Linked DNA regions of Homo sapiens: region 1 is linked to region 2. A link is an interaction called in ENCODE POLR2A ChIA-PET data of the cell type or tissue named here. Cell type or tissue: PC-9. All regions are shown on one strand. Links, peaks and the distances in the headings refer to the core of each region. The heading gives the core; the rest is flanking DNA.

The links. ChIA-PET counts read pairs that join two places held together with the same protein. Peaks named below come from ENCODE experiments on the same cell type or tissue, not always from the same donor. Only the 100,000 strongest peaks of a DNase experiment are listed, where the experiment ranks them.
Region 1: POLR2A ChIA-PET joins it to region 2 with 6 read pairs; 2 of 35 experiments call an interaction of 5 or more read pairs at or near these places.

The regions. Positions count from the first base shown.
Region 1 is chr1:186,612,122-186,620,225 of GRCh38, reverse strand. No RefSeq gene overlaps it. Among named protein-coding and RNA genes, the nearest start is that of PTGS2, 64 kb to the left of the region's middle. In PC-9, for the core only: no CTCF peak of the experiment used is centred there; no DNase peak of the experiment used is centred there; H3K4me3 peaks cover 559 bases.
Region 2 is chr1:186,827,094-186,835,197 of GRCh38, reverse strand. It overlaps PLA2G4A (phospholipase A2 group IVA), which reads right to left and starts at 6,249. Exons shown (of 18, transcript NM_024420.3): 1 at 6,163-6,249. In PC-9, for the core only: no CTCF peak of the experiment used is centred there; no DNase peak of the experiment used is centred there; H3K4me3 peaks cover 1,186 bases.

The sequences.
Region 1 (8,104 bases), core at 1,117-6,116, 210 kb after region 2:
ATTATTCACAATAGCCAAGATATGGAAACAATCTAGGTGTCTGTAAATGGACAAATGGATAAAGAAACTGTGTGTGGTACATACAAAACAATGGAATATTATTCAGCCCTGAAAAAGAATGAGACCTTGACCTTACTACAAATGGATAAGCCTAGAAGACATTATTCTATGTGAAATAAGCCAGACACAGAAAGAAAAAATATTGTATGATTTCATTTATATGAGGAATCTAAAAAAATTTTCAAATATACAGAAGTAAAGCATGAACAGTGGTTTAGTGGGGGTGGAGTGGTGTGAAATAAGGAGATACAGGTCAGAGGACACAAAGTACAAGATATGTAGGATGACCAAGTCTAGAGATCTAATATATGACATGAGGACTGTAGGTAATAACATTGTATTTGGAATTCATGCTAAATGAGTAGATCTCTTGCCCTCAAAATAATTTTTTGTTTGTTTGTTTGTGGGTTTTTTTTTTGAGATGGAGTCTCACTCTGTCACCCAGGATGGAGTGCGGTGGCGTGACCTCTGCTCACTGCAAGCTCAGCCTCCCAGATTAACACCATTCTCCTGCCTCAGCCTCCCAAGTAGCTGAGACTATAGGTGCCCACCACCACGCCCGGCTAACTTTTTGTATTTTTTAGTAGAGACGGGGTTTCACCCTGTTTGCCAGGATGGTCTTGATCTCCTGACCTCGTGATCCACCCGCCTCGGCCTCCCAAAGTGCTGGGATTAAAATAAATTTTTAAAAAAGGTAATTAAGATAATGTATATGCTAATTTGCTTCACTCTAGTAATCTTTTTACTATCTATATGTATCCCATAACATCTTGTTAAATACCTTAAATATACACAATGCAATTTATATATTAAAAATAAAAATAAAAAGACCTGGGCCATAGCTGTCAGCACCTAGCCTATTGTGGGCAGTAAAATATTGCTCATCTGATTAAGTTAATGATTCAAATTTTGCTTGGATTTCTATTTTATAGACTTATTTTTATTTTATGTTGTATAAAAACTATAAGGAAGTGTAAGAAATTTAGTCCCCATTTATATTTGCATGCATAATTTTTATGATAAAAATAATTAAAATCAATACAAGTCTCAAATAGTGAACAGCTTTATTCATATTTGGGCAAGCTTGACTGTTTCTAACAGATAAATGGGATGTGAGGGGCCAACATATCTGAGTAATAAATTAAAGGATGAGTAAGTGCATTAACACTAAATGAGTGAATCATTAATTAGGTCCATAGGGAAAATGTTTTGTTAAAAACCCTCAATCCCTCCTGTATGAGAGATGCTTTTGCCAGATGATATTAACTTATTGAATTAAACGAGCGTGCAGTTTTCCTCATCCATTCACACACAAAAAACACCCACCAGATTTCCACAACAAAATACTTCCTCTTTGTCTTTGGGGGCAGGTTTTCAAAATGTCCCGAATGTGCTCTTGGAAGCAAAGCCAGTTGGAATCAAGGCTCTCTGGTTGGAAGTCTTCTGAGACTTTCCTTGTGCAATCCTGTGTGTAATTCAGCATTTGAAAATGAAAACGCATTTGGAGTTTTCGGTGACAATGACTGCATTGCACAAGTCTCAAGCTGCTTTCGATCCCTTAACCACTTCCTCCTTACAGGGATTGCCTGCATTTCCTTTACTGCACGTTGTGCGTTCAGAGGCACCGTGTCTGCCTATTAAGAGTGTCTCACCTGCTGAACGCTGTGACACTGAACTTGGCACCCAGCCTGCTGGACAGAGACCGGGCCCTAACTGCAGTGGCTCAATACTGGAAAGCTAATTTGTATGAAATCCTGAAACTACAAGTCTTTACAAATATAATCTATTATATATAAAATATATTTTTCCCAAACATAGCCCATTAAAAGCCTTGTCTGCAGATCATCCGCCTGCCCCAGCCCCGGAGTGGCTCCTGTTGGGGTTCACTCTGGATGGATGACGCTGGCCACACCCACCACAGGTCCAGTGGAGTTCGACTTCACCTCATCTGCTGCTTGGAATCGTCTGTTATCTCCTAAGGAGTCCTAATGATTCCCCACAGAACTCTCCCATACTTTTTTACTTCCTCTAATTCAAATCAGCTCCCTCTCATTGCCAAAACCCGACCCATCCACTGTCCATCCACTGCCCTCTGTCTCAAAACTGTAGATCAGCACTTTCAGATGGACAAACACTTTGTTTTAGTCTGAGGGGAATAGTGATCAGCTCAAACGAAGTCCTTTCCTGACTCCATCACACAGTTGTTTTTCTCTCCATTCTCCCAGAGTATGCTTTAGACCTCTTTTTCTTTCTTTCCTTTTTTTTTCTTTAACCTGACACAGGTATTGTCATTGCCTCTTATAAAATTTAAAAGTCCTGGGTTCCAATTCTGTCTTTTCTACTACCCATGCAATCTTGTTAAAGTCACCCAATCTTTCTGATACTCAGTTTTCTCATCTGCAATGTATTAATAATAATCACAATAAAATATAGCAATAGTCATAAGATCTAGCACATAGAGAGCTTACTCTGTGCCAGGCACTCTCTTAAGAGTATGTATGTATACGAATATTTCAATAATGTAGAAGAATGATTAAATAATTTTTAGCATAACCATACCACAGAATACTAAGTGGCCATTAAAAAGAATGAGATGTGGGCCAGGCACGGTGGCTCACACCTGTAATCCCAGCACTTTGGGAGGCCGAGGCGGGTGGATCATGAGGTCAGGAGACTGAGACCATCCTGACTAACACGGTGAAACCCTGTCTCTACTAAAAATACAAAAAAATTAGCCGGGTGTGGTGGCAGGTGCCTGTAGTCCTAGCTACTCGGGAGGCTGAGGCAGGAGAATGGCGTGAACCCAGGAGGGAGAGCTTGCAGTGAGCCGAGATCGCGGCACTGCACTCCAGCCTGGGCGACAGAGCAAGACTCCATCTCAAAAAAAAAAAATGAGATATAAAAACATGCAAATGTATTGATGCTAAAATAATAAGTAGAAAATCAAGTTGCAGAACAATATAACATGATCACTTACATTAAAACTACATTAGACATATAAATAACATTTCTCTCTGCTTATATCTATAGATCTATCAATACATTTACACAAGCACACATATACAGTGTGAATTTTCACAAACCATGTATTTATATGTCTGTATAGATTAATTTCTCAGTGATCATTTTAAAAACAATGAATAGAAAAAATGACTATAAAAAGAAAACCTGACTTTAACAAACATATCAGAACTGGCAATTTAAGTAAATTAATGTTGTGCTCATGAAAATAAAAACTGGCTAGAAATTACCTTAATTCCAATAATAATTTTAAAAATAGTTTTCATGTACCCCTTTAAGAACTGCCAACTAAGTCAGGATTGCATTTTTCTGAATATCCCCAATGACAGCATAGATTTCTAATTTGGGGATGTTTGATTTTCCTTTTTAACAGACAGTGGTCATTTGTCATCACAGCTGATGACTATAATTGCTAATCAGTCTGGGTAATGCTAATTTTGGTCAAAACTGTATCACAGACTTCTCATTATTATTCAAAGAACTGTAATTTTTAAGGGATATTTCAGAGGCAACACTTCACTCCTTTTACAGGACACAGAGCTTCAAAAATGTTTCCAAAGTCTATTTCAAAATAATAGGCCTGATTATGCATTGTGGGAAGAAATCAACAGGAATAGTGTGCATAATATAAAAAAAAAAATCAGCACTGACTTCATCTGTAATTTTATGCACCAGTGTAACCAATGACTTTCTTAGTTTTGAGGTCATAATAGAAATGCCCCCATTTCTTCACCTATCAAAGATTAAAACATTTTATTCATTTTTAATTTTTTTAATCTATTGTCCCTTGAAAAATTTTAGCAAAATCAAGAACTTCATACACTTTACTTAACACTCAAATTTTATTTCACAAGTATCTCAGAAATTGTTATTGTGGTCAAGATTTTTGTTGTTGTTGTTGTTAGTTATTATTGATTTTGTTATTTTTGCAATGTTTTGGCAGTCTATTTACTTATCTAAATTTCTCTACTCAGCTCCCATTCTAATAAGTTGCCGATCAGAATGAATCTTTAAACTTTTCAATAATTCCATCAATCTGGATGTTACTAGATAAATAGATTACCGATCACCTTAGAGTTCTTTCCTGACTCCTTTAATAATAATATTCCTGTTATTACTTCACCTCTATAAGTAATTTTTATTACTATTATTATTTTTATTTTTTTGAGATTGAGTCGCCCTCTGTCGCCCAGGCTGGAGTGCAGTGGTGTGATCACGGCTCACTGCAACTTCCACCTCCCGGTTCAGGCGATTCTCCTGCCTCAGCCTCCCAAGTAGCTAGGATTACAGGCATGCGCCATGATGCCTGGCTATTTTTTGTATTTTTAGTAAAGACGGGGTTTCACCATGTTGGCCAGGCTGGTCTCGAACTCCTGACCTCAAGTGATCTGCCCGCCTCAGCCTCCTAAAGTGCTTGGATTACAGGCGTGAGCCACCACACCCAGCCAGTAATATTCAAATATCAAGTATCTCACTTACATACCTTATAACTCATTCTTGCTTTGAAATGAAAATATATATATATATATATTTAAGTCTGTCATAGTTACCAGCACAATAATGAGTAGCAGATCTTAAAAGTGCTGTTACTTCAAGTTGAAATCTGATGCAGCAACACTCTCAACTTCCTGCCTCACCTCCAACACGTATCTAGCTCTGCACCGTGGCTTGTTTATGTTTCTTTCATTAGTGAACAATTCTGTCCAGGATTAATCTCTTGAGCCACTCTCAGAAATTTGCTCCACCATTTAGATCCATTCGTCCTTACTATCAGCCTGTGTTTTCACCTAGGTTTTACCCTCTCAATATTTAAAGGAGCTTAAGTCATTCCCATTGAAACTTGAAAGAAAAAGACAGAGACAAACAGAAAGACAAGATGAAAGAAAGAAAATCTTGAGCCCTAGGTCTTCTTCTAGCTTCTGACCAATCATTTACCTTTTTCTTTTAAACAATCTTCTTGATCAAGTCATCTTTACCTGCCCTCTTAACTTATGCTCATATTCTTCTCCAGCCACAGCATTCAGAGTTTTGCCTCAATGACTCCAGTGAAATGGTTTCAATCATGGTCACTAATGACCATCCATTTTCCAAATCCAACACGTAATTTTCAAGCTCTTACTTCACTTCCTTGGCATTGTACATTTCTCCACTCCTCACCACTTCCTCCTTGAAACCTTACCTTGGTCTCTGTGAAACCACACCTTCTTTGTTCTCCTTCCACCTCCTGTTTCTTTTTTGTGTATTTCAAAGACATCTTTTTTTTTCCTTGTTTTTTTTTTTTTTTTTGAGATGGAGTCCTGCTCTGTCGCCCAGGCTGGAGTGCAGTGGCGCCATCTTGGCTCATTGCAACCTCTGCCGCTCCAGTTCAAATGATTCTCCTGCCTCAGCCTCCCGAGTAGCTGGGATTACAGGCACGTGCACCACACCCGGCTAATTTTTGTATTTTTAGTAGACATGAGGTTTCAGCATCTTGGCCAGGCTGGTCTTGAACTCCTGATCTCGTCATCCACCTGTCTCAGCCTCCCAAAGTGATGGGATTACAGGTGTGAGCCACTGCACCTGGCCCGAAGACATCATTTTTAACTTGAAGCTCCACCATAAGCCTTTTCTTTTCTCATTCTACACATTTATCCTGACTATCTCTTCCTTGGTCAAGGCCTCAACTACTACTTCTACCTCATGGAATCATACTGTTTGAGTCTGAGCTGAGCTTTGTTTCTAGAGTACCAGTCTGAATTCATCTGAATTCATCATGTGGCTGTACAAACCCTCTTATCCTTGGTGCTGTCTTTTCAGCAAATGACACTTGACACTACCCAGTTGTTCACATTAGAAATACAAAGCCCTCCTAGACTTTCTTTTTCCTCACCTTCCATATCCATTGATCATTAAACCCTGCCAATTCTATTTATTTATGTGATTTGCTTGCTTGTCTATTTGTTTATTTAGACAAGGTATCACTCTATTGCCCAGGCTAGAGTGCAATAGTGCAATCACAGCTCACTGCAGCCTTGATCTCCTGGGTTCAAGTGATCTTCCCACCTCAACCTCCTAAGTAGCTGGAACTACAGGCGTGCACCACCATGCCTGGATAACTTTTATTTTTTGTATAGACAAGGTCGTACTATGTTGCCTAGGCTGGTCTCAAACTCCTAGGCTCAGCTGATCCTCCCTTCTCAGCCTCCTAAAGTGCTGGAATTACAAGGCGGAGCCACCATGCCAGGCAACTCTGCTTGTTCAATGCTTATTCAAATGCCCAACATCCTAATTCAAAAATCTGACATCTGAACTGCTCCAAAATCCCACGCTTTTTGAGTACCAACACGACACCACAAGTGGAAAATTCCACACTTGACCTCATGTGATGGGTCGCAGTCAAAATGCACGTGCATATACAGTTTATTCAGTGTCCCCCAAGGGAAAAAAGATGCCCCTAGCCCCCTTCAGCTGCGATATTCCTTTACTGCAAACAGCATGATAGTGATGCTAATCAACCACAGATTGTCTACATGGGTGGCTGAGATAGTGACACCTTTGCTTTCTGATGGCTCAATATACACAAACTTCGTTTCAAGCACAAAATTACTTAAAATAATGTATAAAATTGCCTTCAGTCTATTTGTATAAGATATATATGAAGTATAAATAAATCTTATGTTTAGACTTGAGTCCTATCCCCAAGATATCTCATTATGTATATGCAAATATCCTCAAATCTGAAATCTTAAACATTTTGATCCCATGCATTTTGGAGGACTCACACTTTCTTTTTTCTTTTCTTTTCTTTTTTTTTTCTTGAGATAGAGTCTAGCTCTGTCACCCAGGCTAGAAGGCAATGTCACAATCTCGGCTCACTGCAAGCTCTGTCTCCCGAGTTCAAGCGATTCTCCTGCCTCAGCCTCCCAAATAGCTGGGACTACAGGCGCCCACCACCACACCTGGCTAATTTTTGTATTTTTAGTAGAGACAGGGTTTCACCAAGTTGGTCAGGCTGGTCTTGAACTCCTGACCTCAAGTGATCCACCCGCCTTGGCCTCCCAAAGTGCTGGCATTACAGGCATGAGCCACTGTGCCCAGCAGTCCCATGCATTTTGGATAAGGGATACTCAACTTGTATCAGTTTAGGGCTTTTCTACTTCTTGCTAGATTCCTACCAAAGCCTCGCTGAACCTCTGCTGTTAGTCTCATGTCTCCCAATATATCCTCCCCAATGCCATCACAATGAGCTTTCTAATATGAAAATTTGTAGCTTCCCATCAACTTCCAGATCAAACCCAAGCCCAAAGCTGTACATCATCTGGCTCCTGCCAACCTTCCCAGTCTTATCTTCTCTCTAAACTTCACAGGTAACCCAAGATCTGGCCACACTCAACAGCTTGTAGTTTAGTGGACATAGTCTCTCCTTCCATGCCTTCTCATTATTTTCCATCCCTTTTCTCTCTTCTCAGTCCAGCTAATTATTATTTCATCAAGAAAATCTCAATTTTCCTTTGTTAAATTAAAATTGTAGGAGGCCATTGTTTTGGACTAAGTCTCTGCACTAGGCCGCAAAGACCAGACAAAACCAAAATGGAGTCACTCGTATTAAAGTTCTATGCCACCAAACCAAAACTAAGTTGTTGTGTGACTTTCTAAGAAATCAGGAGTGAGAGGTAGCAGCCAGAATCTCAAACAAGTCAGTTTCAGTTGGCATAGTGATGAAGTTTCTTCTGTTTTATTCTTTACAAAAAAGTAATTTGAAGTAACCTGATGTCAACCACCGTGTTCCCTTCTACAAGGAAAGTAACTTTAAAATGACAGTCTACTTTTTTTTTCTTTGTTTAAGTGCTCTTTACCCCTCTTCTGCTTGGCTCATTGAAGCACTCATGCTGTTTATGGAATGAAGTGTTGTCTAATTCTAGAGTCACAAATGAAGCCAAATGAGAACTTTAAATTTCCTGTAAACATTTTGTTTTCTGACAGATCTGGCAACCATGAAGGGAACTGCAGGAGACTGCTGATGACCCTGAGACCCCTTGTAGAA
Region 2 (8,104 bases), core at 1,745-6,744:
TCCTGTCAAAACTGTGGGCATAAAAGTATGGGGCAAATAAGAAGTGTGTCAATTTACTGACTGAAATTCAGAAGCCATGTGCTGACCTAATGTTTCTAGTGGCACAGTTGTATCCAGCAGTAAAACCTGACCTAGTATGCATTATTTATTACCACATCATAGTATGTATACTAAGTCAAGCGTATAACTAATGTTGGGTTTTACCCCTGAGAAGGAGTATCTGCTTTATCATAAGCTACTGAATTATTTGGAAAGGTAAAATAATAATTATTTTGTCCAAATGATAAATCCAAGGTCAGAGTAACCATTTTGATACAAATGCTTTATGCCAACTGCCAGGTTTAATAAGAGCCAGAAAGAGCCATAGGTTCTGTAGGTTATACTTAGAAAATTCTAAGAAAATTCTCTACGACCAACCTGAAAGCAAAACATTTGGCAAAATCAGCACTTTTTACATAACTCATGAAATGTGTTTATTTTGTATTTTTAGATAAAATGTAATATATTTTATTTTCTTAAAGTAGTATACATACTACTGTACAAAGTACTATGTAGTTCCAAAATTGCACAACCTCCCCTATTACGTCAATCAGTAATCAAGTTATAAGGGCAGAACGATTGAGTTATTATGGAAACACGCACCAGGAGAGTGGACTTCCTGGGCCTTCTCCAGTAATTTTTCTGATGTTAACTCCAATAGAAAGAGTGTGACAACCTCAAAGAATACACATTAAAACTAAAAATATAAACCAATATATTTAAACATTTAAATACATCAAAATGGAATCATAAGGCAGACATTAAAAAAAAGAAAAAAACGTTTGACTTTTCAATAGCTCTTTTTCACATCTGTAAAATGTGGATAGTCATACCTGTACTGCTAACTTACACAGTTTTGTGGAAATAAACAAAGTTCATAACCAATCCCTTTATCAACCACAAAGCCTGTGAAAATAAAAAAATACTGGGCCTCTGATTTTTTTTTCAAACTAGATAGTGAGAAAACAGCTTGTAAATTAAATAACAAAACAAAAACCTAAGCAAGTATAAGCTGAGTATCATAAATACATGAGTTTTCTGTACTGTAGAAGAATACATATTAATGACATTTGTTTACTAATTCAAAGCACACTGTTACCTAAAATACCGATTTTTTTCCTGAAGACTCCAGAAGTCAAGCAAATGAAGAGGAAGATTGGGGAAAAGGAAGCAGTTGATTCACAACTGCATGTGCCAAAAAAGGAGTGGGAAGAAAAATGAGAGCCAATTTGGTCTATTATCTTTAATGGAGAGTGATGGCTAAACTCTGACACTGATAACTTTCAGCGTCAGGTGTCTGCTGAGTTTCTCTAAGCTCATTTGAATTCATTTAATAAGTGATTAGACTGGTAGGGTAGCTTTACAAATCTGCTTATGGTGAGCATTGAGTTGTTTATGCTTATTTCATTTTTTGTATAAGGAAAGGTAAACTGTATTTTCAAGGTGTGTTGTAAGATTTGCACTAAGAATCACAAAAAGAATCAAAAAACTTAGAATCACATAGCAAAAGTAGCAAATACATGTAATGCATCCTTTATTAACAGGCAGGTAATGGTATCAGAGGACCAGAATAACCTCTGCTCTATTTACTGTCTTCTTTGGAAAGAACTCCAGAACCAACCTTTTGGTTCCCCCAACTATTTATTGCCCTAATAGTCAAGGGGTAGAAGACAAAGAGTTGGCCAGAACTGAAATTCATTTTCTCTAAATTGGTTGTTCACAACCAATAATATTATTTTCCTCACAAAACTTTTCTTTTTAATAAGAAACAAAATCTTGCTCTATCACCCAGGCATGAGTGCGGTGTGTGGTCAAAGCTCACTGCAGCCTCAAACTCCTGTGTTCAAATGATCCCCCTGCCTCAGCCTCCCAAATTGCTGGATTACAGGTGCATGCCACCATATCCAGCTGATTTTTTCAAAATTTTTAATAAGATTTTAATTAATCTCACTATGTTGACCAGGCTGGTCTCAAACTCTTGGGCTCAAGCCTGCCAAAGTGTTGGGATTACAGGTGTAAGCCACTGCACCCAGCCTTACAAAACTTGAACAGTCATCACGCCACCCTTAGTCCTAACAATATCTTCTTTACATGATTCAGGCCAGGATGTCTCTGGTGCTGGGTTTTGGCCATCATCTCTGAACCCTCCAGGTTTCCCATCATTTGTAAACTATTAGTCTATGAGAATAAAAAATAATTTGCTCTCATTTTTCTATGTATTCTCACCCATTTTTAAGGGAAAGGTTTCAGGAAACACTAAAAATAACCCTCCAAAAATGAGAAAAACATTGTTTATAGAATTTCTACTTCCAGTTCAAAATTTCATCTATATTGTTAAGACTCTTAATATTCTTCAAAATTACTGAGGACCCCAAAAGTGCTATGATTATGTAAGTTATATCCGTTAATATCTATCATATTTGAAATTGAAAGAGAAAAATTTTTTAAATCACATTGAAAGAGACAATTCACAAACATAGACATATAAGTGGCCACTATGAAAATTGCTCAACTTTGTTCAACAAAGAAATGTAAATTTAAACAAGATACTATTTTCGTATATCAATTATCCAAGTTGTTGGATTTGTTGTCATTTGCTCTGTTTGATGATGGCACCCAGTATTGACATAGAAAACTCTACTCTTTTATATTGCTCATAAATGAATACCATATTCCTCAAGAGCAAAATGTCAAAAATAATCACTAGCATTCCATGAGATTTCGCTAAATATTTTAAAGAATCCTCAAAATACCCAACTATTATTATTTCTATTTTACAATTGAGAAGACAACATTTTAAGGAGATAAAGTAATTGGATTATCATCTCACAACTTGTAAGTAATAAAATTTTTTTTAGAACCTAGAAAATAAACTTTAAGAATCTACCATAAGGAAATAAACAAAAATGTATACTAACATATATAAAAAAGGTCCTAGATGAAATATTATTTATAATAGTGGAAAACTATTATAAATCTAAATATCCAACAATTATTTATAATAGTGGAAAACTAATCTATCTAAATATCCAACAAGATATAATTGGCCAGTACAGCCTATATACAGATGAAAAATTTCATATAGTAAGAACCATACTCTTTTGCTCATGGATAGATTGCCATTACTTGCATTACACACAGTAGGGACTTAATAATATTTGTTAAATATGTGAATACAAAGTAATGCATGATTATTAAAAAAAACATGTTTTAACAATGCATCTCATGAATGAGGGAGAAGCATGTTACAAAACAGCATGAACAGTGTGATCACAATTTTGTAAAACTACATGTATGTATAGAAACATATCTAGACATATAAACATGTATATACATGAACTTCTTGTCTGTCTCTTTGCTGATGCATACTGGGTACTCAATAGATATTTGTTGATTGAATTAATGATTGAATTACATTTTAAAAGTACCTTGGGGGAAATAATAGGTAATATTTTCTTTTTCTTCCTTGCAATTTTCTATATTTAATGAAATTTTAAGCAGTGAGTGTGATTTATCTTTATAATAAACAATAGTGTTATAAAAACTAATCATTCTGGGAAATGTCATTAGGAATTTTGGAATAAAAGTAGTAAATATAGACACCCCACAATCCAATAAAAAATAACTTGCATCTGATTTTCTTATTATGTTTCACTTACTGCATTCGGCAATAAAAGCAACAGATGTTACAGAAAAATGTCAAGCGTAATATTGTACAGTTAATTATTATTGGGGTTGAGTCTAGAACCTAGGTCACCTGGTTTCAGGCAAGCAGTTTTTTCCATTATACCAAGTTGCTTGGAGTTCTAGAATACCAATGAATAAATGACTATGTGGGTGCTACAATATCCACTGTTAGTTCCTTACTTATAAGTAAAATGATTTTATAATTAATCATTTTATATTATCAGAAAACTCCAAAGTTTTAAGAAATACTGCATTTTCATGTAATATGAATTGTCTTTGGGGATTTGTGAACTTCTTAAAGGTGTTTTTAAATTTGTGTGTGTTGGAATGGCATAATGTGCATTATTCTAGGGAGGGGTCCATACCTGTCACAAGATTATAAAAGTGTCTTTGATGGAACAAAAACAAAAGAAAGAAAAAGAAAAGAAAGAAAAAGTAAGAAAGAAAGAAAAAGAAAGAAAGAAAGAAAGAAAGAAAGAAAGAAAGAAAGAAAGAAAGAAAGAAAGAAAGAAAGCAAGCAAGCAAGCAAGCAAGCTATACAATCTGGAGCAAGAAGGAGGAAAAAACTGATGGTAAATAAAAGCAAACAAGATGAATGGGAACCACAACTAATTCTGTCTTCCTCTTTTTTATTCCTGGAACATAATTTTAATATGTAGATGATTCGATTTTATGACTGCTTTCTAAGTACCAGCACTAGAAAAGATAATGGGTTAAAAACATAAGCCAAATAACCTCTATGGAATGAACATTTTCAGTTGCTAAAAATCTATTTAATAATTTTTCTTTTCCTAATTAAATGTAAATGCAAAAATGCAAAACACTTCAGAATAACTTACTTTTTTTTTTTTTTTTTTTTTTTTGAGACAGAGCTTCGCTGTTTTCGCTCAGGCAGGAGTGCAATGGCGCGATCTTGGCTCACTGCAACCTCCACCTCCTGGGTTCAAGCGATTCTCATGCCTCAGCCTCCCAAGTAGCTGGGATTACAGGCACCTGCCACCACGTCCGGCTAGTTTTTCTATTTTTAGTAGAGATGGGGTTTCACCACGTTGGCCAGGCTGGTCTCGAACTCCTGCCCTCAAGTGATCCACCCGCCTCGGCCTCCCAAAGTGCTGGTATTACGGGCATGAGCCACTGCGCCCAGCCAGAATAACTTACTTTTTAAAAATATGTTAAAAAGATGCAATGTCTTATCTCAAAAAATATGCTTCCCCTAAGGGAAGTTTGTAAAACTCCTTTGAGCAAATGCACATTAAACACTTCTCTATGCATTTCACAATTATTGCTTAATTTAAAATTTAACTCTTCCGGAGCTAATGAAAGAAGTAAATACCTGTTTCTTATCCCAACCTCTAACTTGATTGGCAAGGTGTAGGAACCTGTAGAATGTAACTTTAAAATTCTTAACAGAGCTTGTTTCACTACAGTCCTCTACAAATATCCCTTGAGCCACAATTCTAAATTTAAACAACAAAGAGAAACAAAAATACAAATCTTCTTTGAACTCAAATTATATTGGCAAATATAACTTTAGAATTGACACCCATTCAGACAGTACGCCTCTAATACTCTCCATCTGCCTTAGCTGAATAAATGCTGACATCATCAACCCATATGAGGAGTATTTCTTGTTCTGGTTTTGGAGGTGAATTTATTTTTAAGACTAAAATGATTATAAATTGTAGGAGACAGATACATTCATCCACTGATACTTTAAAATCAAATACCTTTTTTTTCTGTTTTTTTTGGAAACAAAATTACTGAAATATCCACACTCAAAATTTAACTATGTAATTTGATCAAATCTTTTCTAGTATCTAGTTTTGAGATTTTTTTTTTCTCTTGGCAAGCCAAGTAACTTAGGGGAAGGGTGGATCATCAGAACACCAGTCCGTTTACAGTTAATTTTTCAATAATCCTCTTTCTTTCGCATAATTCTGCAAAATATTGACTAGCCAGGAAAGCGTCCCATAAGTAACAAAAATGACCAATTTTTAGAAATTAAAAGTTAAGTGAGTCAACAAAGTCTCTCGCTAAAGATCGCTAGGGCTGTCAAACAGCACAGCATGCTGCTGCTCAAGTTTGGGGATCAGTAACCATTGGGTGTCATCACGTGGAACGCTAATAAGCGCCACCTCACCGCCGTTTTGAATGCTAACTTTCTGGGATTCCAACCCAAAGAAACACCTTAATCTTTGACTCCACAGTGCATTTAGATCCAGGAAGGCAAATCTGCGTGGGTTTGAAGAAAATTGAGGTCCCTAATCTGTGTTTCACTTCAAAAGGCAGAGGACATGCTGACTTTTTAAAGCAGCGAGGTTTCCCCTCCGTCCTTTCTTCCTTCCAAGTAAACTACCAAGTAAAAGCTAAGGAGGGTGGGAGAGAGAAGTGGAGCAGAGGAAGAATAAATATATTGCTTACAGTTCCCAGAGTTACCTGAGAATCTTCAGGCTCCTCAATGCCTCTAGCTTTCAGTCAGGATCCTTTTTCAGCTCCGGACTTAGAGAAAGTCTTATCCTGAGTAGGAGGGGCTAAAATGTGGGCTGGTCTCCTTGCGCTTTTGCAGATGTTTTAAGGTGGAATTAAAGGGGAAGAGGGAGAACGCTCTCTTCTCATAGAAGCTAATATTGTAAATGTAAATGCTTAGTTATTAGAACCAGGAGTTTGAAGTCAGAAAATATGCTTAAATAATATGTAAATTAATCAGTCCTAAATTCCATGAGTGCTGTTGTGGATTTCTGTGTGTGTGATGTGTGTGTGTGTGTGTGTGTGTGTGCGTGCGCGCGTCTGAAATTGCTACTTGTCCTTAAGTAGTAACTACTTCCTCCTTTTTTCCAAAGGAGAACAAAATTGAAAAGACAGTGAATAACCTAGAGCATTTTTGCATTATTTAAAAAGGCAAAGTTTATAACAAACCCCAAATATAAAAATGTACATTTTTAAAAAATGAGTATCAGACCACTTTAAAAATCAAATCTGTTTAAATATTTCCACTCCAGACTCAGAACACCTGTGTTGATAATAATTTCTTTGTAAATTTAAGATTAAAGGCATACCAAATAATGTAATATATATGTTGAGATTTAGGGAAGAAAATGAAATCAGGTTGAATTCCAAATTTGCAGTGTAAATCCAAATACCTTATAGCACTGTAATGAAGAAGGTGCATTGTTTAAATGTACCCAAATTCCATGAGAATCAATTCATGTCTTTAAAGATTGACATGTTCATTTAGTATATCTTGTTTTTCAAACACAGGATCTTGTTTTTGCCTTTAATTAAATACTGAACTCACTCTCCTAACTCTCTTACAATATTTTCAAAGAATATAATTTCACTAAATCTTCTGGAATATCTGCTTTCTGTAGCCCAACATTCAACTCTTATTTGTTTTTATTTTTTTCCCCTAAATTCAACCTGGCATATTATAAATCTCTCTTTGAAAAAAAAAAAAGCCAGTAATGTCTTTTTTAGGAAGGATAGATTTATAATAAACATTTTTCGGGCTGGGCACGGTGGCTCACGCCTGTAATCCCAGCACTTTGGGAGGCCAAGGCGGGCGGATCACGAGGTCAGGAGATCGAGACTATCCTGGCTAACACGGTGAAACCCCCGTCTCTACTAAAAATACAAAAAATTAGCCGGGTGTGGTGGCGGGCGCCTGTAGTCCCAGCTACTTGGGAGGCTGAGGCAGGAGAATGGCGTGAACCCGGGAGGCAGAGCTTGCAGTGAGCCAAGATTGCGCCATTGCACTCCCGCCTGGGCCACAGAGCGAGACTCCGTCTCAAAAAAAAAAAAAAAAAAAAAAAAAAAAAAAAAAAAAAAAAAAAAAAAAAATTTCTCTTTCCAAAGAAATCCCTGAATTTCTAGAAAGGAGGTGTATGTTAATTAGAGGAGCAGAGAGCACACTGGTAGTTTTCATCTCTTTCCCCCAGACACAACTGGTGAAAGAAAGAATCTATACTGCAGGGCATGTTCGTTCTAAGACTCTGATAAAAAAGACTCCCTGGAAAAGCAGCTTCACAGTGCTTGCTTATAGAGCACAAAAAAAGTGCTCTAGTGCTTTTTTGATAACAAAAAGTTATAGCTCTCAATATTTCCAGATGATATCCAATAGTGTGTCATGCATTAAAGATAAAAAATTTATTTAAACGCTTTTAAAGAAAATGTCATTATATGTCATGGTTAGGGTTAATATATACGGGGAGAAGTTTGTCTCTTTCCCGCCTTACTAAATGAAGCTGATTTATCTCCACCTTTATAATGAATAAAGGCTGCTGCAGGTATGTCTTTTCCTCTCTGGAATCAGTGCAGACCAAATCCCATTTACCCATTTTGTGGTTCTATGGCCTCCTTATCTCATCTATTTTGGCTCACT